Regions from separate parts of the Homo sapiens genome. Here region 1 is linked to region 2. A link is an interaction called in ENCODE POLR2A ChIA-PET data of the cell type or tissue named here. Cell type or tissue: PC-9. All regions are shown on one strand. Each heading gives the region's core, and the rest is flanking DNA. Links, peaks and the distances in the headings are about the cores only.

What was found. Peaks named below come from ENCODE experiments on the same cell type or tissue, not always from the same donor. Only the 100,000 strongest peaks of a DNase experiment are listed, where the experiment ranks them.
Region 1: POLR2A ChIA-PET joins it to region 2 with 5 read pairs; 1 of 35 experiments calls an interaction of 5 or more read pairs at or near these places.

The regions. Positions count from the first base shown.
Region 1 is chr5:180,822,159-180,831,318 of GRCh38, reverse strand. HEIH (hepatocellular carcinoma up-regulated EZH2-associated long non-coding RNA) reads left to right here. Exons shown (of 1, transcript NR_045680.1): 1 at 1-1,365. LINC00847 (long intergenic non-protein coding RNA 847) reads right to left here and starts at 362. Exons shown (of 3, transcript NR_045679.1): 1 at 90-362. It also overlaps a transcript of ZFP62 not described here. RefSeq lists silencers at 87-136, 6,356-6,650. In PC-9, for the core only: no CTCF peak of the experiment used is centred there; a DNase peak (open chromatin) is centred at 4,998.
Region 2 is chr5:181,127,828-181,145,291 of GRCh38, reverse strand. It overlaps OR2V1 (olfactory receptor family 2 subfamily V member 1), which reads left to right and starts at 14,123. Exons shown (of 4, transcript NM_001258283.2): 1 at 14,123-14,242; 2 at 15,077-15,119; 3 at 15,717-15,772. RefSeq lists enhancers at 6,738-7,237, 14,836-15,337. In PC-9, for the core only: a CTCF peak has its summit at 6,894 (motif pointing left); no DNase peak of the experiment used is centred there; H3K4me3 peaks cover 599 bases; H3K27ac peaks cover 1,000 bases.

The sequences.
Region 1 (9,160 bases), core at 3,093-8,092, 310 kb after region 2:
AGCGGAGGAGAGGGCGGGACGTGCCGGGGCCGGAGCTCAGAGGCCCTGGGGCCGCTCTGCTCTCCCGCCATCGCAAGGGCGGCGCTGACCTGAGGCCTCCCCGCAAAGGTCCCCGAGGCGGCGGCGGCGGCGGGCTGTGAGAACCGCAGAAGAACGCTGGGCGCGCAGCGACCCGTCCACCCCCGCGAGGAGAGACTTCCACAGAGGCAGCGTTTCCACAGCCCAAAGCCACGTTTCTAGGGTGATGCAGCCCCAGTAAGTTCCTGGCGGGGAAGCTCACGGCTGTCAAAAGAACTCTTCGCTCCAGCCGGCGCACGAAGGGGAGGAGGGCAGGAGGCTGCCGCCCGCACAGGTCATCTGATCACGTCGCCCGCCCTAGTCTGCTTTTGTGAATCTCCACTTTGTTCAACCCCCACCCGCCGTCTCTCCCTCCCTGCGCCTTCCCTCTAACCTTAAAGACCCAGCTACCTCTACGCAAATGGTAGCTACCTCTGCGCAGGTGGAAGTTGAGTTCGGTTCACGCGGGACCCTCTTCCCTGTGGCAAGCTGCTGAAGGAGACCTGCTGTTACTGCTTTAGCTGCTGTTCTGCTTAATCTCAGACAGCTGGAAGGTAGTATTCCGCCCTCGCCCAGCCACCCGAGTAAATGAGAATGATGACTGACTGAGACCCTGATGGTGGTGGCTTAGGCTTAATCTCAGACAGCTGGAAGGTAGTATTCCGCCCTCACCCAGCCACCCGAGTAAATGAGAATGATGACTGACTGAGACCCTGATGGTGGTGGCTTAGGCAAGATGAACGTCTGAAATGGAGGCCCAGGGCTGCCACGATGGCTCTGTAGTCATCAGGGAGGGAGCTCCTTTTATCTTGTTACCTACTCCCCTCTTGTGCCCCTTTCTTCCCTTGATCTAAGAAGGTTGCTCCGGATCTCGCCATCTGGCCTGCGTTCAATCAGCAGAAGCTTCCTGGAGGAGCAGGAGGAGGCACTGTGCTCGCATCACATACCAGTGGCCAGAAGTTGGCTTCAGGGAAGCTCAGGAAATAGGATGCGAGAAGCCATGAGACCTCCCCAAACTCTGCAGTAACAGAGTCAACAAGACAATGGCTTAAAGATGGAGAGACCAGTTGATCGGTCACACAAGCTGTTCCACGATAATTCTTGTGTCAGAAGGGGAGGCTGACTACCAGGACCACTGGCCCCACTTCCAGCCCCTCCATTCTGAGTACACTTCAGAGGGCTCTGGCAGGGTGAGGGGGTCTTGGTGGTGCCACAGAGAGTAAAGGTCTAGCACACCCATTGTGGAGATATTTCATGGGGACAACCCAGTGACTTCACTTGAAGTAAAGTGGGATTTTCCAACCTTGAGATTCTTATTTTCTTTGGTATGCGTGTGGAAGAAGTATGAAGGTGGGGGTTGGGAGGGAGAGCAAATGAGCTGTGTGTATGAGGAGCTGGGGCCTGGCTCTTGACAATATCACCCACCCCCACCCCAGGCTTTCCTTGGGGCAGAAAGACTATGGCCGGGGCTTTCAGTGTCGGCTCCGAGGTATAGAGGTATAACCAGTGCTTTTGGCTAAGTCACGTCACTGATGAGCTTCTCTTTCCACCTTGGCAAACCAATTCTTCTGTAAAATGGTCTTCAAAGTTTCTTTTTTAAAGCAGAGAAACTTATTTTTCAGATAAAAATTTAGATAGAACTATCGGGGGAACCCGATAGGGGCCAGATATCGGGGGAACCCACCCCCAATATTTCAACATAGGTTCTTTCTATTTTCCATAAATGTTGGCCGGCTGAGAAATAAAGAGTACAAAGAGCGGAATTTTACAGCTGGGCCACCGGGGGTGACATCACATATTGGTAGGACCGTGATGCTCACCTGAGCCGTAAAACCAGCAGGTTTTTATTAAGGATTTCAAAAGGGGAGGGAGTGTACGAACAGGGAGTAGGAACAAAGATCATATGCTTCAAAGGGCAAAAGGCAGAACAAAGATCACATGCTTCTGAGGAAACAGGACAAAGGGCAAAAGGCAGAACAAAGATCACATGCCTCTGAGGAAACAGGACAAAGGGCAAAAGGCAGAACAAAGATCACATGCCTCTGAGGAAACAGGACAAAGGGCAAAAGGCAGAACAAAGATCACATGCTTCTGAGGAAACAGGACAAGGGGCAAAAGGCAGAACTCCTGATAAGGGTCTATGTTCAGTGGTGCACGTAGTGTCTTGATAAACACCTTAACAGAAAACAGGGTCTAAGAGCAGAGAACCGGTCTGACCAAAAATTTACCAGGATGGAGTTTCCCAATCCTAATAAGGCTGAGGGTACTGCAGGAGACCAGGACGTATCTCAGTCCTTATCGCTACCGCATAGGACAGACACTCCCAGAGCAGCCATTTATAGACCTACCCCCAGGAATGCATTCCTTTCCCAGGGTCTTAATTATTAATATTCCTTGCTAGGAAAAGAATTCAGCAATATCTTCCCTACTTGCACGTCCATTTATAGGCTCTCTGCAAGAAGAAAAATATGGCTCTTTTTGCCTGACCCCGCAGGCAGTCAGACCTTATGGTTGTCTTCCCTTGTTCCCTAAAAATTGCTGTTATTCTGTTCTTTTTCAAGGTGCACTGATTTCATATTGTTCAAACACACGTTTTATAATCAATTTGTACAGTTAACACAATTATCATAGTGATCCTGAGGTGACATACATGCTCAGCTTATGAAGATAACAGGATTAAGAGATTAAAGTAAAGACAGGCATAAGAAATTATAAAAGCATTATTTGGGAACTGATAAATGTCCATATTAAAATAAAATCTTCACAATTTATGTTCTTCTGCCACAGCTCCAGCTGGTCCTTCCATTCGGGGTCCCTGACTTCCCGCAACATAGAACCCTCAAATAGATGAAGGTGGAGCTTCTTGGGTAGAGACTGGAGGATTGGGGTGTTGCCCACCGGGCCTTACGGACTCTCCTGAGTGATCTGAGTCACCTCCAAAGAGCTAGGTGTCAACTCCAAAACACCCTGTGTCCCTTTCTTCCATTTAGTAATCGAAGCCTTACCACCAGAGGTTTGGCAGGGCACGTTGAAGGGGTGGGTTGCCCCTCCACACCTGTGGGTGTTTCTCGTTAGGTGGAACGAGAGACTTGGAAAAGAAAAAGACACAGAGACAAAGTATAGAGAAAGAAATAAGGGGGCCCGGGGAACCAGCGTTCAGCATATGGAGGATCCCGCCAGCCTCTGAGTTCCCTTAGTATTTATTGATCATTTGTGGGTGTTTCTCCGAGAGGGGGATGTGTCAGGGTCACAAGACAATAGCGGGGAGAGAGTCAGCAGACAAACACGTGAACAAAGGTCTTTGCATCATAGACAAGGTAAAGAATCAAGTGCTGTGCTTTTAGATATGCATACACATAAACATCTCAATGCTTTACAAAGCAGTATTGCTGCCCGCATGTCCCACCTCCAGCCCTAAGGCGGTTTTTCCCTATCTCAGTAGATGGAACGTAAATTGGGTTTTATACCGAGACATTCCATTGCCCAGGGACGGGCAGGAGACAGATGCCTTCCTCTTGTCTCAACTGCAAGAGGCATGCCTTCCTCTTATACTAATCCTCCTCAGCACAGACCCTTTACGGGTGTCGGGCTGGGGGACGGTCAGGTCTTTCCCTTCCCATGAGGCCATATTGCAGACTATCACATGGGGAGAAACCTTGGACAATACCTGGCTTTCCTCAGCAGAGGTCCCTGCGGCCTTCCGCAGTGTTTGTGTCCCTGGGTACTTGAGATTAGGGAGTGGTGATGACTCTTAAGGAGCATGCTGCCTTCAAGCATCTGTTTAACAAAGCACACCCTGCACAGCCCTTAATCCATTTAACCCTGAGTTGACACAGCACACGTTTCAGGGAGCACAGGGTTGGGGGTAAGGTCACAGATTAACAGAATCTCAAGGCAGAATTTTTCTTAGTACAGAACAGAATGGAGTCTCCTACGTCTACTTCTTTCTATACAGACACAGTAACAATCTGATCTCTCTTTCTTTTCCCCACAGCACGTGCCCAGCTTCCTTTCAAGTCTCTGGCCAATGCAATGTGAGCAGAAGTGAAGGGGCAACTTTCAGGTGATGACTTGGAAAAGAAAGCTTAGTCCTCTGCTTCTCCTGTCACCCGAAAGAGAAACAGAGGCTTGTCTTGTTGAAGCCAGTGTGTTTGGTGTCTTTTTGTATAGTGGCTTAGACAGTGGCCTAACTAGAAGACCAAGGCTCAAAGGAACACATTTTGAGCTTCTCCACAGTTTGAGAACCTCTACATTACCTACACCAAGCCTTCCCCAGCACTCAATTTATGGAAGACCATTTCTCTTCTCATGACACATGTCCTCATGTTGCTTTGGCCTGTTTTAAAGCTTTCTCAACTCCATCTCAATAAAGAAATCTGCAGCTTTGTTGGATGAGAGGATCTAAAAAGTTCGTTCTTCCAATCGGTTGTAAATATAGACACTAATTTATAAACTGACACAGGAACACACAGCAAATTAGTAGAAAATCCGATTCCTGTTCCCTTTTCTCCTTGCATTGTTTCCTGCCAATGCTCACCATTTCTTTATCCTTTCCACTCTTCCTTGCTCCTCCTTCCCTTTAATTTTTCTCTGTTGTGCCTAAATAAGCTGTCCATGCATGGCACTCCATGGGCTCTGATAACAGACTCAACAAGACAATGACTTAAAGATGGAGTGACCAGCTGATCAGTCACACAAGTTGTTCCAGTGTAATTATTTTCACAGGTGTCTCAGTTTGGATGATAAATTATATGAACACTCTACTTACAGAACAAAGACCTTTATTTATGTCTCTCTTGCTTCAAAGTCCAAGGTGAGCATGCCTGCCTGGCAGCTCTGCCTCAATTCCTTTTAAATCATTCCTTTGTCATACTTCAGCACACTGCTGTCATCTGTATGGTTGAGCTGGACTGCTGCCATGTTGAGTCACCAGTGACTTTTTGATTCTTTAATTCCCAGTTTGACTGGCATTCCTCTGTGTGTGTGTATTTAGTTCTATGCAGTTTTATCACATGTGTAGGCTTGTGTAACCACTGCCACAGCCAAGATACAGAACAGCCAAGTTTGTTTTTGTTCACTGTCATCTCTCCAAAACCTAGTGCAATGCCTGGCAAAAAGACACTCAGTACATACTTGTTGATGGGGGAATGAATGAATGAATGGTGTGCTAATTGGGGTTTTAAGATGCAAAACCCAAGCAGTGTAAGTGAGGTACATGTGGCGGTCTAGAGGTAGGACCAGCAGGATAGCTGTGCCGTCTATCTCTGGGCCAGGCAACTGCTGCAGTCCTACCATGTCCCCAGCAGATGGGCAGGGGAAAGGCAGGGCCCAGTCTTTACAGGGGCAGGTCCTGGAGTTGCACACCTCACTTCCCCTCATATCCTACAGGCCAGAACTTAGGTGCAGGTACACACCAAGCTGCATAGGAGGCCGAGGTAGATGGTATTACTTGCCTGCAATTCTTCCTTCCCTCTTTTCTCTTACTAATGTTCACCAAAGTGGAGAGTACTTTTCCACAACTCATGCAGGGCTTTGGCCAATGGAATGTGGGCAGAAGCGAGTTTGTTAGTTCTGAGCTGAGGCCTTAGGAGGCCTCTTGTGTCTCTGCTCGTCCTCTGGCCCTGTTGCCACCCCAGGTGGTCACTGGTCCAGAGGATGAGAGACAAGTGAAGCAGCCCTGACTCGGCTCACAGCTTGAAGCAGAGCGGCCTCCACCAGCCTGCAAGAAAAATAAATGACTTTTTTGATAAGCCACTGAGAGTTTGAGGTTGCCTACCGTGAGCTCAGCCTTAACTGAGTGAGTTCTACTAGTAACGAAGGGGAGAATGAACATTTGTGGACTTCGAGCATTCTGCAGTATGAGAGGGGCCCCTCTCTGGATGGAGCAGGGAAGACCTGACCTGTAGGGACTCCTTAGGGGTCCAGAGCAAAGCCCAGGCGGCTTAGTTAGACGGCATGCTCTCCTGGGACTCTCATGGGCAGACAGACTGGAGATCAGCTGAACTGGGGCCAGCTGGAAACACCTCTGTCTGGAGACATCTTGGGGATAAAGGGAAGTTTGGGGTGGGAAGAATGATAATGGAAAGCTGCGTCCAAACAAATAAAACTGTCGCATTAACAAGTTGAAGAAGAGTTTTCCCAGTGAGTCGAGAACTGGTGCTAATAATAGAAGCCTCAAACAGCTGTGCATTTTGCCATATTAAATAGTTCATTTGTGTCTGTCTGTTGCCAGCACAGCTGTAGAGAATGATGCTGCTCCAGTTTGATCCAATACAGTATTTGGAATGCATGGAAAAGATCACTGATGCCTTTACCTGATGCCTTACCTCTGAAGGATATTTCTCCACATAATCGGCCCTCGGTTTTGTGCTGAATGCAGCTGTTGAAGGAAGCAGCTCTCTGTATTACTTGCTGATTATCCTGCCAACAGGAATTTGGGTGTGCGGAAATGGCATCAAATTCTTTCCACTGGGAAAGTGCTAGCAACAAACAAGAGGTTAAAAAGCTTTTGAAAGCACAGCAATTTGGGTGTGAATATCCATTCTGAGGTGGATGAATTAGTTCCTGATAAAGTATTGGCTGCTTATTTGAAACTGGTTGAGGAAAAGAAAACATGGCTTTAAAAAGCTCTTCAAATACAAATATATCCTCAATTTTATCTGCTTTTTACTGATATTTATCTGTCTGCCTTCTATTATGAAAATTTTCAACACTGAAAAATGTCAAAAGAAACCACAAATGCTTTTCATCTAGATTCAATGGTTGTTAACGTTTTACCATATTTGGTTTTTCTCCTCTCTCTGTCTCCCCACAAACACATGATACACACCATTTTTGAAAATAAGTTGTCAGTATGGCATCATGATCCGTAAGTGCTTCAATATGAATCTCCTAAGAATAAAGAAAATCTCCTGTATAACCGCAATACCACTATCATACCTAGGAAACTTAACAATGATTCTACAATCACAACTAATATCCAAGTCATTTTAAAATTTTTGCAATTGTACCTTAAATGTTTGTATGCAGTTTCCCCCGAGAGCTAATCAAGGCTTATGGATTCCATCTGGAGGCTAATCTGGAAAATCTCCCCCACCTTAACTTCTGTTTGGTTTTGATTTACGACATTGACTTGAGGAATCTGGGCCAGCTGTCTTAGAGAAGGTCACACATCCCTGGCTTGCCCGATTGTTTCCTGATGGTGTCCTTTAACTTTTACTTTTAAGCCCTTATAATGGAAGTTAGGTTTTAGGTTTGAATAAACTTTTTTCTTTTATTTATTTATTTATTTGGCTATAAAGAATACTTTACAGGTATTCCATGAGGAGGTCCTCACACTGGGTTTTTGCCAGCAGCGATGCTCAGGGGGATGACCTGTTGAGAAAGTAATTATTATATGTCCATGAGAAGGTACCTTTGCCTGGAACATCAACTGAGGCAAAGTTTACATGCTATTGCTTTGCAGGGTGGGGGTGCAATGCTGTGAAAGGGGAAAAATGAATTGAGGGGGAAACTACAAGATGGTCTGCTGCTGAATTAGCCACTGCTTGATAAACAGCACAGCTGGCCGCTTGGCTATGTGAGACATCTTTGGAGGTGCTGTGTAGCTCCGTTGCACCTCAGAGGAGTCCTACAAGGCAAAGCTCACGTGGTGGTAAAGCACTTGTACTTCAGGATTGTGTTGCTAGCTGCCTCGACACAGCCACTGGGAAAGCCAGTTCACCCGGGGCTCCTGCTGGACCTGGGCACAGGAGTTGCTGCAGCTCCTGCCCTGGCAGGTGGAATGACATGGCCTTGCCAAAGACAGCGGTGCCTGTCATTATAGGAGGTAAGGTGACAAGGTGGAAGCTGGAACTTTGCGGCCATCACTGGAGCTGCTTTACCTAGGATCAGGGTAGTGGGTCCCCAGGGGCAGGCAGGGTCAAATGGATGTGCTGGCTGGGTATAAATTGGATCCAACATTTTTTTCCTTTTAAATTACTGAATGATTTGTGGGGTGTACTTTGCCCCTGTAGGAATATTCTATTGCCCTGCCACGTTTATGTAATGGTTTCAGTATCCATTGATTATTCTTGCCTGTACCATTTATTACAGCAGGAGATGCAAGATATGAGGGTTAGTTATGTTCGTTACCACTAGGGTGTCATCGTACGCTTTTTCAGGAACACAACTAGGATGCTTTATTTACATATGTAATGAATATATATATAATAAAAATATATATATAATGAAATAGTATGAGTTTGTATTGCTATTGAAATTTAACATAAGTGTTTACATTATTTTTTTATATTTTATCTTTTTCCTCTTATACAGAAAAATTCCTAGTTCCTAATAATATTGATATATAGATATAGTCAGAGTAATATGTTCAAGTTACCCAAATTAACCTTTTTGTTTATTGTTGGTTTGGATCAATTTTATATAGAGTTGGTCATTTATTTCTCTTAAGGTACAATTTTAAGGCATTTTCCTTTATAAATTACTTTTATTTCTGAATATATAGAGAATAAATGGTTCAAAAATCAACATTGTGTAAAAACATTTGATCAGAGAAGTCTCACGCCTGTGCACATCCCCACCACCCTGCCCCAGTCTCCCTACAAGGATAGGTCATCAAGTTGATTCGTTTCTGGTTTTTCCTCTCCTGTGTTTCTTTTTGCAAACATGAGCAAGTACATATATACATTTTAATTTATCCTTCTTTCTTACACAAAATGTGGCGCACTATACACTCTGTTCTGTCTTGCTTCTCTCTCTTAATAATGTATGTTCAAGGCATCATTCCACATTGGTTCACAGACACCTTAAATACCAATTTTTTTTTTTTAGATGGAGTCTTGCTGTGTTGCCCAGGCTGGAGTGCAGTGGCACGATCTCGGTTCACTACAACCTCCACCTCCTGGGTTCAAGCAATTCTCCTGCCTCAGCTTCCCGAGTAGCTGGGATTACAGGTGCCCACCACCATGCCCGACTCATTTTTTGTATTTTTAGTAGAGACGGGGTTTCACCATGTTGGTCAGGCTGGTCTTGAACACCCACCTCAGGTGATCTGCCCGCCTCGGCCTCCCAAAGTGCTGGGATTACAGGTAAGAGCCACTGC
Region 2 (17,464 bases), core at 6,320-11,319:
AGCCCTCCATGAGTCCTGAAAGTTTTCCCTCTATTCTGATGTCACACTCCCAAAGTTATCAGACACCTGCATTTAAGAGCACCTGTTAGAGTTTTATAGCTGATTATAAAACCACCTTCTAGAGAGGATCAAAACAAGACAAGAGTTGTCTGTGGATGACAAAAAGTTTCAGAGCAGTCATAGTCAAAGACACAATCGACATGGAAATTTATTACCTCTGTGGCACGTTAACATAACAATTGTAACTATTACTGATAATGCACACCAAGTCATATCATAATTATAGGAGTTTCCCATAATTTTGGAACACATACTAATAACATATTTATACAAATACAGCCCAAAGAAAACCAAACACCATTTCATATTTGATAATGCTTCTTGTATAATTTTTATACCAAATAAGCCAAATAATGTCATCTTTGGACTTAGGGAACCTAATACATTAGAGGATTACTTAGGTCACAAATATACATAATTAATAATTTAATTTAGAAAAGTTTGTCAACTATCAAAGGTTTAAAACACTTGATATCACAGGTCATTTAAAATAGGATCCTTAAGCAACAACTTCCCAGGAGAGGCTCTTGAAACTCCACAAAGTAAACAGAACACCCCAAAAGGGGTGAGCGGTGCCTTTGCTCTGCATCCTTTAAAGGGGTTCAAGTCATGAGAAGCCTTCTTTAGATTTTTTGGTACTGCAGAAGGCAAAGGGGGTAGGAGGTATAGGGTGAAGAAAAGTAAATTAAAGAACATTTATTTTATTTCTGTTTATTTCTATTTTTTATTTTTTATTTTTTTTGAGATGGAGTCTCACTCTGTCACCCAGGCTGGAGTGCAGTAGCACGATCTCAGCTCACTGCAACCTCCGCCTCCCTGGTTCAAGTGATTCTCCTGCCTCAGCCTCCTGAGTAGCTGGGATTACAGGTGCGCATCACCACGCCTGGCCAATTTTTGTACTTTTAGTAGAGACGTAGTTTCATCATGTTGGTCAAGCTGGTCTCGAACTCCTGACCTTGTGATCCGCCCACCTCAGCCTCCCAAAGTGCTGGGATTACAGGCGTGAGCCACTGCACCCAGCCAAGAACATTTATTTTTTTAAGACGGAAAGCAAACACAGAAACCAAGCTCATTTGTGTTTTGTTTTGTTTTGTTTTGTTTTTGCTTTGCTTTTTCCTCTTTTGCAGCTGCAAGGAGTTTTAGCCTAATTAGAGAGGCTTTGTTACCAACCATAATTTGGAATTCTCACTCGGATTTGATGAAGTCAGGTAGAGTTGGTCAAATCTGATGGGAGAAAGACCAGAACAAACAACAACAACAACAAATCCCAACAATAAGATCACTCAGTGCTGTAATGGGAAGAAGAAATTCAGACCAGCTGGTCATTAAACATTAGCCAAGACAAAACTATTCAGCTACTTACCTAGGGATGGGTCTGAGGCTGTAGACTGCTTTCTACCATCCTAGAAGCAGGAAAAACAACTGGAACTCATCTTCCCTTCTGGGAGTGAGCTCAAACTCCATAAAGGAGTTACGTGCCTTCCATCTTCAGGGAAGCAGGAGATCTTGCCTTCCTTGTTGGAAGCAAGTGAAATTCCAAAAAAGGGGAGTTGTTCAGGAAAATAAACTTTAGATCTTGACCTTTAGATCAGGAAAAAAACTTTAGATTTTGGGAGATCAGGGATTCTCTGGAGGAGGTACTCTCAGACCTCAGCAAGTTGTCCTATTGGTTTGAGCCATAAAGTTGGCTCATGCTGGTCCCAAGCACCGATAGGAGATCTGTCAAAGGTCAGGGGCATCTCCACTCAGAATCCCCCTGTGGTTACCAAAACGTGAACCCCAAATATCTGAGACAATCTTGGTTAATTTAGAAAGTTTATTTTGCCAAGATTCAGGACGTGCACCCGTGATACAGCCTCAGGAGGTCCTGAGAAGTGGCCAAGGTGGTCAGGGCACAGTTTGATTTTATGCATTTTAGAAGACATGAGACGTCAATCAGCATATGTAAAAAATGAACATTGGCTTGGTCTGGAGAGGCAGGGCAACTCAAAGCAAAGGCAGGACAACTCGAAGTGGGGAGGGGGCTTCCAGCTCATGGGTAAATAAGAGAAAAATGGTTGCATTTTTTTGAGTTCCTGATGAGCCTCTCCAAAGGAGGCACTCAGAAGATGCATCAGAGGGCTGACTTTGAATAGAATGGGAGGCAGGTTTGCCCTAAGCAGTTCCTAGCTTGACTTTTCCGTTTAGCTTAGTGATCTTAGGGCCCCAGGATTTATTTTCCTTTCACACAGGAATGCAGAGGATATTCTTGGTGTTCTACAGGATCCCCACATTCAGCACTTCCCAGTGAGCCCCAGCGCCCTCATGGGGTCTCCATCTCATACCTCATGGGAGGGAAAGAACAGCACCACATCCAGAGGAGTCGGGTGGAGGCATGTGGGCCTCGGTCATCACAAACCCTGACAGGCATTTCTGCAGGGCCAGTGCCTTCGTGGGTTGCTGGGGAGAGGGCTGAGGTGCACGGTTCCGATGCTGCCACCCGTGCAGGCACAGGCTGCACTGCCTTTCACTCTCAAGAGTGACCGTAAAGGTCACTCTGTGCTTGGCTTTATGTCTCCTGGAAATAGATCTCTTTTCAAAATGGCAAATTCATTGGAAACTCAATGGCGGAATCACCAACTCATCAGTTCCTTTTAACTGTTTGGTTTTATTTTACTGGTTTCCTTTTATTTTCACAACAGCAATAAAGCGTGTTTCACCTGCCATTCAAAGCTACTGGGGGCTTCAGCTGGAGACAAAACCACAGAGAACCTCAGTCAGATCAGAGGGCTGAGGGGAGACGGATTGTGGGGAGAGGGGCCAGTGTAGGGAGTGGACGCTGAGGACCTAGGAAAACAGGCCTTGGTCATGCTGGTTCCAGGGACAGCAAAGCGGGCTTTACAGAATCTCCCTACAATGCCAGCCTCCCTCTGTCCGAGCCTCCCTCTGGGCCATCCCTCCACAGCCAGCTGCTCTGCCCTTGGTCTGTGCAGGGGCCTGGTGTTTCCCCTCCACACTTTCGATCAAGCTGTTCTCCCCCGGGAACTTACTTTGCCTCTCTGTCTCCTCCTACTGAAACTTAACCAATCTACAGAGAAACATCTAAAGCTCCCCTTTACTCTTCCGACCTTCCAAAGACTCCATCCACAGCCCCTCCTCTGCTGTGAGCTCCTCCATGACAACACAGATGAGCCTGGAGGACTCTACACTCAGTGAAATAAGCCAGGCCCAGAAGGATAAATTCCGCACATCTCACTCGTATCTAGAATCTAAAACACACTCATGAAGGCAGAGCATACAAAGGCGGATCACAGGCTGGGGCTCGGGGGCCTGGGGAGATTTTGGTGAAAGAGTATACACAGTTTCAGTTAGGAGGGATACATTTTTGAGATCTATCTCACAGCACGGTGACTATAGTTAATAATATGTATTGTATGCTTTGAAATTGCTAAGAAAGTAGATTCCTGATGTTCTCATCATTAGATGTGGATGTTGACCTTAGTGTACACAGACCCCAGTTCAGTTTGGTACGAATAATTTTAAAATATCCTCCCAAAAGAAAGTCCAAGACCAAATGGCTTCAGTGATACATTCTACCATAAATTTAGGGAGGAAACAATAACAGTCTTCCAGGGATGTTTTAAAAAGGGAGTGGAGACTCTTCCCACGACTCTTCCCGCTCATTCTGTGAGGACAGCATAACTTTCTAGCCAACACATGGCAAGGATGTTACAAGAAGGGAAAGTTACAGGCCATTTTCTCTCATGAATATAGATACAAAAATCTTAAGCAGCAAAATATTAGCTAATCGACGACAGTGATATATAAAAAGAATATTACACAACAAAAGTTGTATTAATTCCATGAATGTTATGGTGGTTTAACATGAAAAAACCAATCCGTGTAAATGTTGTAAGCACAGCCAGGATTTGTGTGAATCAGGTGTGGTTAGACGCACAGACACATAAGTGCCTGTCGTGGGGGAAGACGTTTGCACACTCACAGATTCCCCAGAAACAGGAGTAAGGCACCCCAGGCATGGCCACATGGGGATGTAGCAGGGTCCTTTAGGAGGCAGAGGGAGCTGGGAAACATGGGCTGAGCCTGTGTTGTGGTTTCTGTGGGGAGGAATGGGCAAGGCAGGGCAAGAAGGGTTAGGACCTGCCAGTCTGAGTAATTTCTGTGGGCTCTGGGACATAGGGGCAGTTCCTCGCTGTTGGTACCTGCCCTGGGGTGAGTAGGGCAGGTGCACAGGGTCCAGAATATGAGAGCCCAGTAAGGAGGCAGCTGGGGCCTGGGCTCTGGGTTGGTTGGTCTGCAGAGGAAAGGTGAGCTCGAGAGCATCTGTGACTGTGTCTGAGAATGAGCCAGCCTGGGAGGGGCGGTCCTTCCAGGATCAGTAAGGCCCCAGTGTGTCCAGGCACCAAATGCAGAAAACAAAAAAGCATGATTAACACAGTAAATCAAAATATGAGCAGTAGAAAAGGGGAAAACATGATCTTCTCAAAGGATGCAGAACTGCCATTTAGTGACATTCAACACCCATTCACAATCAAGCTTATAGTAAGCTAGGGATGGAAAACAACTTCTATTTTCCACTGCCTATACTTTTGTGTACACTTGAGATTTTCCTTAATAAATGTTTAAAGTTGCTTATGCATCTAGAATAAGACTAATAAAGATGTGCAAAGAGCCCATGCCACAAAACATTGCTGAGGGAAATCACAGAAGCTCAATGGAGGGATAGATCATATTCATGGGTTTCGACACTCCACGTTGTAAGAATGTCCGTTCTCACCAAAACGGTCTGTAGGTCCAACGCAGCTGCAATCAAAATCCCTGCAGAACTTTTGTAGAAATTGCTTATTCTGAAAACTGTATAAACATGTAAATAGCCAGGTAGAGTCAAGATGATCTTAAAGAAAATAGAAGTTACCAGATAGTAAGATTTATTTTTAAAACACAGCATTTAAGAGAGTTGGTATTGCCACAAAGATAGGCAGTAGACAAAATAGAAAAAAGAATCTAGGAACACATATTCTATTTTATAGAACAAAGTATTGCCTGATTAAACAAAATAAAAGAAAAAAAGAAAGAAAAGAGAGTCAAAAAGCAACCAGCTTGAAGCCAAACTAGTTAGAAATAATAGTGACCATCGCCAAGGACTCTTTCGGCACCATGCCAGACACCGTGATAAGAGAGCTGCGTGGTCTTCTCACTCACTCCCCCAGCCATGACAGGGCCATTACAATCCCCACTTAACAGACCACTTAACAGACTACCCCACTTAACAGACTACTATCTATATAGTGACTATATGCTACTATGAACAGACTACTATCTATATACTACTATCCCCACTTAACAGACTACTATCTATAGAGTAACTATATGCTACTATGAACAGACTACTATCTATATAGTAACTATATACTGCTATGAACAGACTACTATCTATAGAGTAACTATATACTGCTATGAACAGACTACTATCTATATACTACTATCCCCACTTAACAGACTACTATCTATATAGTGACTATATGCTACTATTAACAGACTACTGTGTATATACTACTATCCCCACTTAACAGACTACTATCTATATAGTAACTATATACTACTATGAACAGACTACTATCTATATAGTGACTATATGCTACTATGAACAGACTACTATCTATATACTACTATCCCCACTTAACAGACTACTATCTATAGAGTAACTATATACTACTATGAACAGACTACTATCTATATGCTACTATCCCCACTTAACAGACTACTATCTATATAGTGACTATATGCTACTATGAACAGACTACTATCTATATACTACTATCCCCACTTAACAGACTGCTATCTATAGAGTAACTATATACTACTATGAACAGACTACTATCTATAGAGTAACTATATACTACTATGAACAGACTACTATCTATAGAGTAACTATATACTGCTATGAACAGACTACTATCTATATACTACTATCCCCACTTAACAGACTACTATCTATAGAGTAACTATATACTGCTATTAACAGGCTACTATCTATATAGTAACTATCTACTGCTATGAACAGACTACTATCTATATACTACTATCCCCACTTAACAGACTACTATCTATATACTACTATCCCCACTTAACAGACTACTATCTATATAGTAACTATATGCTACTATTAACAGACTACTATCTATATAGTGACTATATGCTACTATTAACAGACTACTATCTATATACTACTATCCCCACTTAACAGACTACTGTCTATGTAGTGACTATATACTGCTATGAACAGACTACTATCTATATGCTACTATCCCCACTTAACAGACTACTATCTGTATAGTAACTATATGCTACTATTAACAGACTACTATCTATATGCTACTATCCCCACTCAACAGACCCCACTTTCTGGGCCAGAGGCACAGAAAGGCAGGTGAGATAAAGCAGTTTGCTCGGCCACACAGCTGCCAGTGGTGGAGCTGCAGTCCACATCCAGGTAGTCTGACTGGAGAGCTAATTGTTAACAATTTCAGATACTGACAAGTGCTATGAAGAAAACAAAACATTCTACTTGAGGAGCGTTTACTTAAAAAAAAAAACAAAATAAAATAAAATGGGGTCATTCATGTGCCAGGAAGAGGCTGGTGAGGGAGCCTCGGGAGAACTGTACATCAAGAGCATCCCCAAGGGTGACTCATTAGGATCAACATCCAGTGGGGCTGAGAGCAGCAGCAGCGAGTGTTATCTCAGAGACAGACCCACAGCAAGACAGGAGATGTGCACAGGTCACAGACCGGCCTAGGGGAAGGAGACGGGCCAGCCCTGAGTCTCACCCTCTGCTGGTTCCCAGCTGCTACTTCAGGATTTGCTACCTCAGGGCTGGGCACAGCAGGGAGGAGAGTGAGCAGAGGGAAATGAAGAGTCTCATGGGGCTGACCCCCTTGGGTCTTTGGAGTTGCCCAGCCAAATGTTGGTCTTCCTTCCAAAGACTCTGTGTGTGAGCTCTCCCGGGCCCCCATCTGCCACGCACCATCCCCACAAGGTGGACGGCCCTCAGCTTTTCAATGGCCCTGCTGGGCTGGCCAGCCTGGACTCTCAGACCACCAGCCCGAAAGATTTGATCAAATATGCCTGTATCATTTACCAAGAAACTCTACCCCGCTATGTATCATATTTAAAAGCCAGCTTCATTATGTGCTATTTTTTTTTCTGGACTCTTATTTCTGTGGCTGGAGTACACGGTAGGTTCAAGCTCTCTTTCAAGATGGCTTAAGCCCAGCCAGCATCTGGGGTAGCCACTTAGCTCTCAGGAAGCACCGCCCACGTCCCTCCGTGGGCTCCCCTTTCACTCCACCATCCAGACAGCTCCAGCCACCCTCTCACACTCAGGTCTCCCTAAGCAAGCGTCGAGGAGCGGTTCCTGTGACCCCTCGTAATTCCCAGGCCCCTCCACAGGCCTGAGAGTGTGTGGGATGCACACCGCCTGACACCTCCCTCAGGAAGTCCAGGTTCTACAAGTCTCAGCTGTATGGCACTCCTTCTGACCTGTCGCATCTTTGTTTTCTCTCTTTTTCAAAATATGTTAAAATTTTCATTGTGGTTTCTTATTTAACTCCTGGGTTATCTAGAAGATTATTACCTCATTTCTGGGTGTATGTGTTTTCTAATTATTCTCTTCATTAATTAACTCCTAGCTTAATCAGAACCTGATCAGATTTAAGTGCTCTAAAATAATTTGGGACTTGATTTATGGCCCAGTGTGTGATCAGTTTTGGCACCTGTTCTGTGTGCACTCGGAGAAAATGTGTGTTTTGTAGTAGTTGGGTGCAATTTTCTATAGATGTCCACAGATCAATTTGCTACTCAAATTCTTCAAATTTTCTATATCCTTACTGATATTTTAGTTACCTTGTTCTAAAATAACTAAGACAATTGTGCTAAAATCTCACATTATTTTTGTGAACTTGTCTATTTCCACTTTTTTTTTTTTTTTTGAGACGGAGTCTCGCTGTGTCGCCCAGGCTGGAGTGCAGTGGCGCGATCTCAGCTCACTGCAAGCTCCGTCTCCCGGGTTCACGCCATTCTCTTGCCTCAGCCTCCCGAGTAGCTGGGACTACAGGCGCCCCCCACCACACCGGCTAATTTTTTGTATTTTTAGTACAGACAGGGTTTCACTGTGTTAGCCAGGATGGTCTCGATCTCCTGACCTTGTGATCTGCACACCTCAACCTTCCAAAGTGCTGGGATTATAGGCGTGAGCCCCCGTGTCTGGCCTATTTCCACTTTTAGTTCCGTCAAATTTCCCTTTGTATATTTGAGGTTATATATGTACATGTGTATATACATATTGTTGCTGTATCTTCTTGGAGGGTTGATCCTTTTGTGAAATACCTTTTCTTCCAGTTTAGCTTAATGCTTTTACGTCTGCTTTGCCTGAATTTAGCATTGACTTCATCACATTTGTTGTTATTGTTGGCTGGGTATGTATTTGTCCCTCCTTTTGTTTTATACCTGTTAATATCCTAAATTTTAAGAGCAAATATTAATATTTTTTAAAAAATTGAGCCTGATATCTTCATCTCTTTTTTTTTTTGAGATGGAGTCACGCCTGATTACAGGCATGAGCCACTGTGCCTGGCCCATCTCTTATTTGATGTATTTAGTCCATTTACATTTAATGTACATGTAATGTCTGGATCAGTTTGCCAGGGCTAACTTATCATAGTACCACAGACGAAGTGGCTTAAACAATAGAAATTTATTTTCTCAGAAGGAAACAAGTCAATTTGGATTAGGGCCCACCCTAAGAGCCTCATTTTAATTTAATCACCTCCATTACACCCATCACCAAATATAGTCACATTTGGAGGTACTGAGGATTAGGGCTTCAATATATAAATTTTGAGGGATATAATTAAGCTCATACCAATATCTGATATATTTAGGTTTAAATCCATAATCTTACTATTTGATTTTTACTTGTCCTACTTTGCTTATCTTTCTCTCCCTGCCTTTTTTGGGGGCACTTAGGAGAGGAACTAAGAAAGTGATATTTGGTCAGGTGCGGTGGCTCATGCCTGTCATCTCAGCACTTTGGAAGGTCGAAGCAGGAGGATGACTTGACTCTAGGAGTTTGAGACCAGCTTGGCTAACATGGTGAAACCCCCTCTCTACTTAAAATACAAAAATTAGCTGGGCGGTGATGCAGGCCTATAATCCCAGCTACTCAGGAAGCTGAGGCAGGAGAATCACTTGAGTCCAGGAGGCGGAGGTTGCAGTGAGCTGAGATTGTACCACTGCACTCACTCCAGCCTGGGTGACAGAGCGAGACTCTGTCTCAAAGAAAAAAAGTGGTATTTGCCATTTATTTCTTCTTTCTCTAATAACTTAGTTATTTTCTTTATTCTTTAAGTGGCGACCTGGAAATTACAAGCCACATACCTCACTTACTGGTGCCTCATATAAAGATGTATTTTTGCTACTTCCTGGCTTTCACGAGGACCTTAGAACGCGTTAGTTCCCCACCACTCCGCCTTCTTTGTCGTTGTTTTTATGCAGTTAGATTCTACACATATCTCAAACCCCACGCAGCCTCACTAACCTGATTTGATATTGTCAATATGCAGATGGATTCACTCACACATTTACCCTTTCTGTTGTTCTCCAGACCCCTCTTTGCATGTCCATCCTCTGGGATCATTTTCCTTCTGCTTCTGCTTGTAGAATTCCTTTTAGGGTTTTGTATTTTGCTCTTTGTTTTGGTTCCTTTTTTCATTTTTGTGGTTTTGTTTTGTTTTGGTGCAAATCTTCTGACAGAAAATACTCTAAAAGTTTTTGTTTGCATGAATTCATCTTTATTTGCCTTCATCTTAAAATAATATTTCTGTTGGAACTATAATTCTATGTGGGCAGTAATTTTATTCCAAGACGTTAAGGGTGCCATGTTAGCTTTCATCACTGTTGTGTGTGTGTGTGTGTGTGTGTGTGTGTTGAAAAGCCTGCTGTTAGTCTTCTTGTTGCAGTGTGTGTGTGTGTGTGTGTGTGTTGAAAAGCCTGCTGTTAGTCTTCTTGTTGCACTTTTTAATGTACTTTGTTTTTTCTTCTGGATACTGCTAACACTTTTCTGTTTGTTTTGCTTCTCAGCTGTAATGCTGTGGTGAGCCTAGCTTGGACTTCTTTGTATTCTTCTTGCTATTAGTTAACAGAGTTTCTTAATCTGTGACTTGATCTCTTTCATCACTTTAAAAAATTGCTCCACCCATATTTTTTTCTTTCTTTTCTTTCTTTTTTTTTTTAATTGAGACAGGGTCTCACTCTTTTGCCCAGGCTGGAGTGCAGTGACACAATCTTGGCTCACTGCAGCCTCAGCCTCCTGTGCTTAAGTGATCCTCCTGCCTCAGTCTCCCAAGCAGCTGGGTCCACAGGTGCCCACCACTGCACCTGGCTAATTTTTAAATTTTTTGTAGAGATGGGGTCTCTCTATTTTGCCCAGGCTGGTCTCCAACTCCTGGCCTCAAGTGATCCTCATGCCTTGGCCTCCCAAAGTGCTGAGATTACAGGCATCAGCCATGAGACCTGGCTTTTACCACCCCTCGGCTTCCATCTATATCTTTTAAAAATATTGTTTCCATCCTGTTCTTTCCTGCCCCTCTACTTTTGGGACTCCAGCAGCACTGAAGTGAGACCTTGCTATGCCCGTGTGTTTCTCACCCTCCCTTCCATGGTTTGTATTCTCTTCTCTCTGTGTTTCAGCCTTGGTTTTGTCTGTTGACCTCTTACTCAGTTCACTAACTATCTGTGTCTAAACTATTGCCAAATCTATCTATTGAGTTGTTTATTTAGTTTTTGATACTTTCAGTTCTAGAGTTTCGTTTTATTCTTTTCAAAGGTTACAGGTGTCTGGTGAAATTATCCGTCTTGGTTTTTTTCTCTCGAGCATCGTGATAACAGTTAATTTAAAGCTCATGAATGGCAACGCCAGTCTGGATCTCCTTTAAGTTTGTTTCTTTTTTGTCTTTTTGAATTTGGTCATTTTATCCTGTCCCTAGAATGCCTGGTAATTTTTTCTTGAATGGCAGACAAATGATGCGAATAATCTGAAGCTGTGGGTAATATCCTTTTCTTCTAGAGAAGATTTACCGTTCCTTATGTGGGGCAGCTAGATGAGCAGCTGGTTTCCTTAAGCCAGTCTGTGGCTGATGCGTGTGAACCTGTGGCTGATCCGCGTGAAGCTGGGTTCAGTCTTTGTGAGAATTCTCTATTTCTGATTAATAATTACTCTTAGTGTGTAGTGTTCCTGGGGTCCTAGCTGGAGGTCAGGGTGTTTTTGAGGTCTCTAAACCCAATTTCTTCCCTCCCAGATCTGTGAGATGACAAGAGGCTTCGCTCAGCTTCCCAGCCTCTGGGCCCTGTGCCAGGGATGAGTCAGCAAATGCCTGGAGAGGAAAAGCACCACCCAATGTCCAGCTCAGCCGAGAACACATCCCCGGGTCTCAGACCCTTGAGTCGTGGCTGTTTCCGCATCTTTATAATCACTTATAAAATATTTCATTTTTAGATTTTATCCAATTTCTCCAATTGTTCTTATCATGAAAGTTGTTCTTATACAAACTAGTCCACAGTGGCTGAAATTTTTTTACTTTTTGATATAATTTTGATTTTTAATTGTATGAAACATGTACTGAAGTCCAATTATAAAATAAAGCACACTTACAGATGTGTAGTTTTAGCGAGGAGTGGCGGCTCTTGCCTGTAATCCCAGCACTTTGGGAGGCTGAGGAGGGTGACTGCTTGAAGCCAGAAGTTTGAGACCAGCCTGGGCAACATAGCAAGACTCATCTCTACAAAAAATTAAAGAATCACCCGGGTGTGGTGGCATGCTCCTGGGGTCCTAGCTGCTCAGGGGCTGAGGCAGGAGGATCTCTGGAGCTCAGGAGAGTGCCCTTGCCTCAGGAGTTGGAGGCTGCAGTGAGCCATGTTGGCACTGCTGCACTCCAGCCTGGGCCACAGAGCAAGACCCTGTCTCTTAAAAGAAAAAAAAAACCTAGTTTCTGTCTCTGTCTCGTACACACATTTCTTCCCTCCTGCTATGTGGAACCGTATTTATTAGTTTGCAATTATCCTTTTATAGTTGATTTTGAAAATGTAAAAAACAACCTTGTCCATAGATTTCCTCCTTTCTCACGGCAGAAGCAGCAGGCTGTGTTCTGTTCTGCACCATGCTTTTTCCCTCCTTACCTCCTGAAGATCCCTCCAGTGTAGAAGAAGAAACACTTGATGTTCTTTTTACAGTCGTACGGCACTCTGTTATGTGGATACATTACAGTTTACTCAACCAGTGTGGAGTGACCTTCCAGGTTCTTGTTATAGAGCATTTTAGACACACCTAAAACCTGGAAGCATCGTATAATGAACTTCTCTGCACTCACCACCCGGTGCTGGCAATTGGCAGCTCAGGGTCAACACCGTTCCGTCTACTCCCCACCCACCTCTCCCTCTCCCCTTCACAACTGGATTATCTACAAATAAGTTTCAGAAATCACATAGTTTCCTCAGTAAATACATCAGTAAGTTTCTCTAAAATATCAAGAATAAAACATAATAATAGGATGAGCATTTAAGAAGAATTCTTAACAGAGAAACATCAATAATGACATTTCCTGGACATTTATGTGACAGCTGCTGCTTTCATTTTAGTACAAAAATTAGGGGAGGTTGAAAATTTGAATGTCCTAGACAATAATTTTTTTTTTTGAGACAGGGTCTGGCTCTGTTGCCCAGGCTGAAGTGCAGGGGTGTGATCTCAGCTCACTGCAGCCCTGACCTCATGGGCTTAAATGATCCTCCCACCTCAGCCTCCAGAGTAGCTGGGACCACAGACACGCACCACCGTGCCAGATTAAACATTTTTAAATTAAGATACTCATGTAAAAGACAGTGCTTCTATTTATGCAGGGCAGTTCTCCAAATAAATCAGTTCAGACATCCTAGTAACTTATTTGAGAAAAACGGACATTTCAAAGAGTATCCCCACCTCCCTTAAAATCTGAAAGGACACATAATATGATTGCTGTTAGCAGACTCTTCTCCCTTCTCTACTGTGGGACTCCAAGCCCCAAGTTAGTCTTGATTTAGGCTGTGTCAAGGGGACCAACACTGAATTGAATGTGAGATTCAAATTTTGATTTTCAATGGACTGGATTTTAGAATATATAAATGAGCCTTCGTCTTACCACCCAAAGTCACCAGAAAACTCTTGATCTGCATGAGATGTCATGAAGATGTGGAGAATGAATTGTGATGTCTTATTTAAAAGCAGTGGCTGTACAAAAATAAAAGTGTTTCCTTGTTTGCACATGATCAAAAGTTCCCCCTGAATAATACGATAAAAGGCAATACAAGAGCTGTCAGCAGGCCATGGACATACGCTGCCAGAGTGTAGACAGGAAGCCATGGCCGGCGGAGGTCATGGTGGATTGAGTTCCGGAGGAATCTGAATGGAGGTGGGCTTGAGCTCGGTCTTGGGGAATTAGATAAGGCTGAAGAGTAACAGAGGAAGAAGACAGAGGAAGTGCCGGTGGGGAGAAGTGGCTGGAGAAAAAGTGTGAGTGTGGAAAGCGTTGGGTGCATAGGAGGATAGAGGAGAAGGCCGGTGTGGGAGAGGAGTGGGAGACGCTGCAGGTCCAGTCCTCAAAAGCCAGCCTGCCCCACTCCAGCTGCGAGGTGGCCATTCCCTTCCTCCCTAGTCTACCTCTCTCTGCCCCGGTCTTCCTGTGTCTCCCTCATGGCCTCCTCGCCTGCATGTTCCTCAGACTCCTGCCATAGCTGGAAGCTGGATCAGGAAGAGGGCACACACCAAAAGTGTGGTAGCAAAGACACACAAGGAAGTCGAGATTCAGAAGGAACAAACGCCTCTGGTGTCTGAGCCATGTGGCAAGGGGATTTCAAGCACATTGGCCCCTGAGAAAATGGCCTGCTTCCATGGGACATAAATAGCCACAGAGTGACCATAAAATGCATCCTCCGATGTGAAATGCTCTTGAGAGTAAAAGGCAGTGGCAGCATCAGAACCGTGGACTTCAGCCCCATCCCCAGCAGCCCACGAAGACACTGACCCTGCAGAAACGCCTGTCAGGTTTATGAGGATCCCAACCAGGCCCCCAGGCTCCACCCGACTCTCGTGAAGGTGGGGCTGTTCTTTCCCTCCCACGAGGCTGTAGACCCCTTGAGCAAGGACTGTGTCCAGAGCCCCCCACCCAGTGCTTTGCATGTCACGGGTGATGTAGGCTGACTTAATGGGGGCAGGTGAAGGACAGGTGTGGGGTGCAGCGAGGGCCCAAGGGACAGCTGTGACATGGAGACCCCATGAGGGCCCTGGAGGTCGCTGGGAAGTGCTGATGTGTGTGTGGGGGGGCAATGTAGGGCACCAAGAATGTCCTCCGCATTCCTGTATTCCTCTGCCCTGCGTTCCTCCTCCCCCAGCTGGGTTTCCTCACGCTGTCCCCACTGGCCCTGCTCCTGTTCCTGTCCCCAGGTCCCTCTGTGGGTCTTTTTAATTGTAATCTTGGGAGCACCTCTTCCAGGGCTGGAGTCTGTGGGGTCCCCTGGGAGCTGAGGTCTGAAGTCAGCTTCCCCTCTTCACCCCGTGTCTGGGTTCAGTACCTGTGTGGGCAGTGGGAGGCGGTTCTGCCACCTGGCCAGAGCCAGGGTGTCCTGGAGGCAGGTGGGAATCCTGGGTGGGCTCAGGGCACTGCTCCTGGCTCCACCTCTCCTGCCAGCACCAGCTCCTTCCCTGAGCCTGTTTCTCCCTCTGAGAGGAGGCTGTGGTCTGTGTGAGCCTTGCTCTCTGAGCCTGAGGGGCCACTGGAGGCTGAGGGTGCCGTGGGCTCCACAACCCGATGAGTAGTCGGTGCGGGCTGAGGAAGGAGGTTGGGGCTGCGGCTCCTCCTGTCCCCCGACCCAGTGGGAGCAAACACAGGAGGATGAGTGCATGGCTCTGACGCTAGGAACTCCTCCACAGGTGACTCTGCTGAGTTTGTTCCCCTGCAGGGACCCACCCACAGGTGAGTGAGGGTCTTGTCCTGTCGTCCCCTCTCTCTTCCCTGCAGCTCCTGCTCCCATTGCTGGTTCACGTCCCCATTTATCTTGTTCATCAGCACTTGCTCTTCCTCCTGCTGTCTGCCTCCATCAGGGTGTAACTGTTTCGTGTGGGTGTTTGGAGGGGCATCCGTCTTCTGGTGTGATGTTTCTCCTCACTCTTTCTTCTCGTTCTCTTCCTTTGACCCACCTCTCTCTCTTTCCTTGGTGTCCTACTCCCCTTTTCCCGTCCCCCTCCCTCTGTCTGGGTTGGAGACTGGGCTCTAGGTCCCTGGGGTGGAGGATGGTCCACAGCAGGAAGACAAGGACAGATGTGTGGGGAGTGCGAAGGTGAAGGAGCAGGAAGGAGGGGGCTGATGTGGGACGGGGTCCTCCCGTGCCGGGGAGAATATTGCAGAGATGCAGTGGCTTCTTCTATGTTGTGGTTTCTAGGAAGAAAAGTGAAGCCATTAACTAAACACCCAACGGAAAGGTCTGAAATTAGAGAGCAGGAAGATAAGCCAGTGAGAGGCAAGAATAAATTCTGTTGTGTTTCATAATACAATTTTTTTTTTCTGAGACAGGATCTTGCCGTCTGTGTCCTGAGAGGCACAAGTGGCTGGTGCCTCTGAACATGGTGGTAAGGCTGGGAGACCGTTCTTCTGCTGGGGCATCTGGTGTATTTTGCTGGTTGATATGGCTGAGAGGGTGCTTGGTCGCTGTGGGAACAGATTTGCTCCTGTAGAAACCCCCTCCAAATCACACAATGTCATAGCTCTATCATTCAGGCTGGAGTGCAGTGGTGTGATCGTAGCTCACTGCAGCCTCAAATTCCTAGGCTCAAGTGATCTGCCTCAGTCTTCCAAGTAACTGGAACTACAGGTGCACACCACCACGCCCAGGTAATGTTTTATTTTATTTTTATTTTGGAGACAAAGCTCGCTCTGTCACCCAGGCTGGAGTGCAGTGGCGTGAACATAGATCACTGCCAGCTTGAACTTTCAGGCTCAAACGATCCTTCCACCTCAGCCACCTGAGTAGCTGGGACTACAGATGTGTGCCACAATAGCCTGGCTAATTTTCTCTGTTTTTTGAATAGAGATGAGGTCTCGTTTATGTTGCCCAGGCTGGTCTCAAACTCCTACCTCGAGCTATCCTTCTGCCTCAGCCTTTCAAAGTTTTGGAATTACAGGTGTGAGCCAGGGTACTTGGCCAACAAAATTTTTATGCATTCAACAAATATTGACTGAGCTCATAACAGATGTGCCAGACCCTGTTCCGGGAGCCAGGGATCCCACCACGAGCACCCGTGGCACCGGGGAACACGGGTTCTAGTTGGGAAAGCAGAGAACAGACACCCACATGAGCAGCCTGGGGCCTGCCTTGCATATATGCCTGCTGTGGGAACCAAGGCAGGGAAGGGAGGCAGAAGAAGAAGGATTTCAGCTCTAAATGGGTGCTGAGGGAAGGCTTTGCTGAGAAGGCGAGGAGGAGGTGAGGGAGCAAGGCAGGGCCAGTCTGGGAAGAGCCTTCTGCACGGAGGTGAGAGAAAGTGTCCAGGCCCCCTGGAGCTGGCCTTGTCCTGCCGTGTGGGAGCAGCTCCAGGAGGCAGGGAGACCGGCATGGAGGGAATCCCGGGAGAGTGGAAGGAAAGGCGTGGGTGGTGGTGGAGGGCTGCTGATGAGTCTTGCATTTCCTCTGGAAGTACTTTGGCTTTATTCCTGCAGAGATGGGTCCACCCCAGGACTACGTGACAAATAGACCAGGTTGGGCTGGGGTGTGCCAGCGTAGACTGGGAGGCAAATGCAGTTGGGGCCGTTGCCATCCTCCAGGGACACTCTAGAGGTGGTGTGGCCAGGTGGGAGCTGGCAGGGATGCGTGCTGGCTGGGGGGTATGTTTTGCAAGGGGAGCCAGCAGGGGTTTCTGATGTTTGGGGCGTGTGTGTGTGTGTGTGTGTGTGTGTGTGAGGAGAGGACAGGAGTCCAGGATGATGCGAGTGTTGTGACCTGTCAATCTGGACAGATCTGCCACTCACTGAGCTGAGAGCGGGAGAACAGGCGTTTCTCCAGGGGAGAGCAGGTGGTCTGTTTGGCCACTTCGGGTGGAACAAGCCCGTGACACAGCTGAGGGGAGAGGTTGAGTGCACAGTGGGTGTAAGAGTCTGAGTGCAAAGGAACCATGCAGGATGGAGGGAGAAGTGGCATCAGTCAACCATGCAGTATTGTAGTTTAAGAGACTGGGGGAGGGGGGAGTGGGACGTGCATGTCCTGGGAGGTGCCTGTGGCTGGTGCCTCTGGACACGGTGGTAGGGCTGGGCATCCCTTCTTCTGC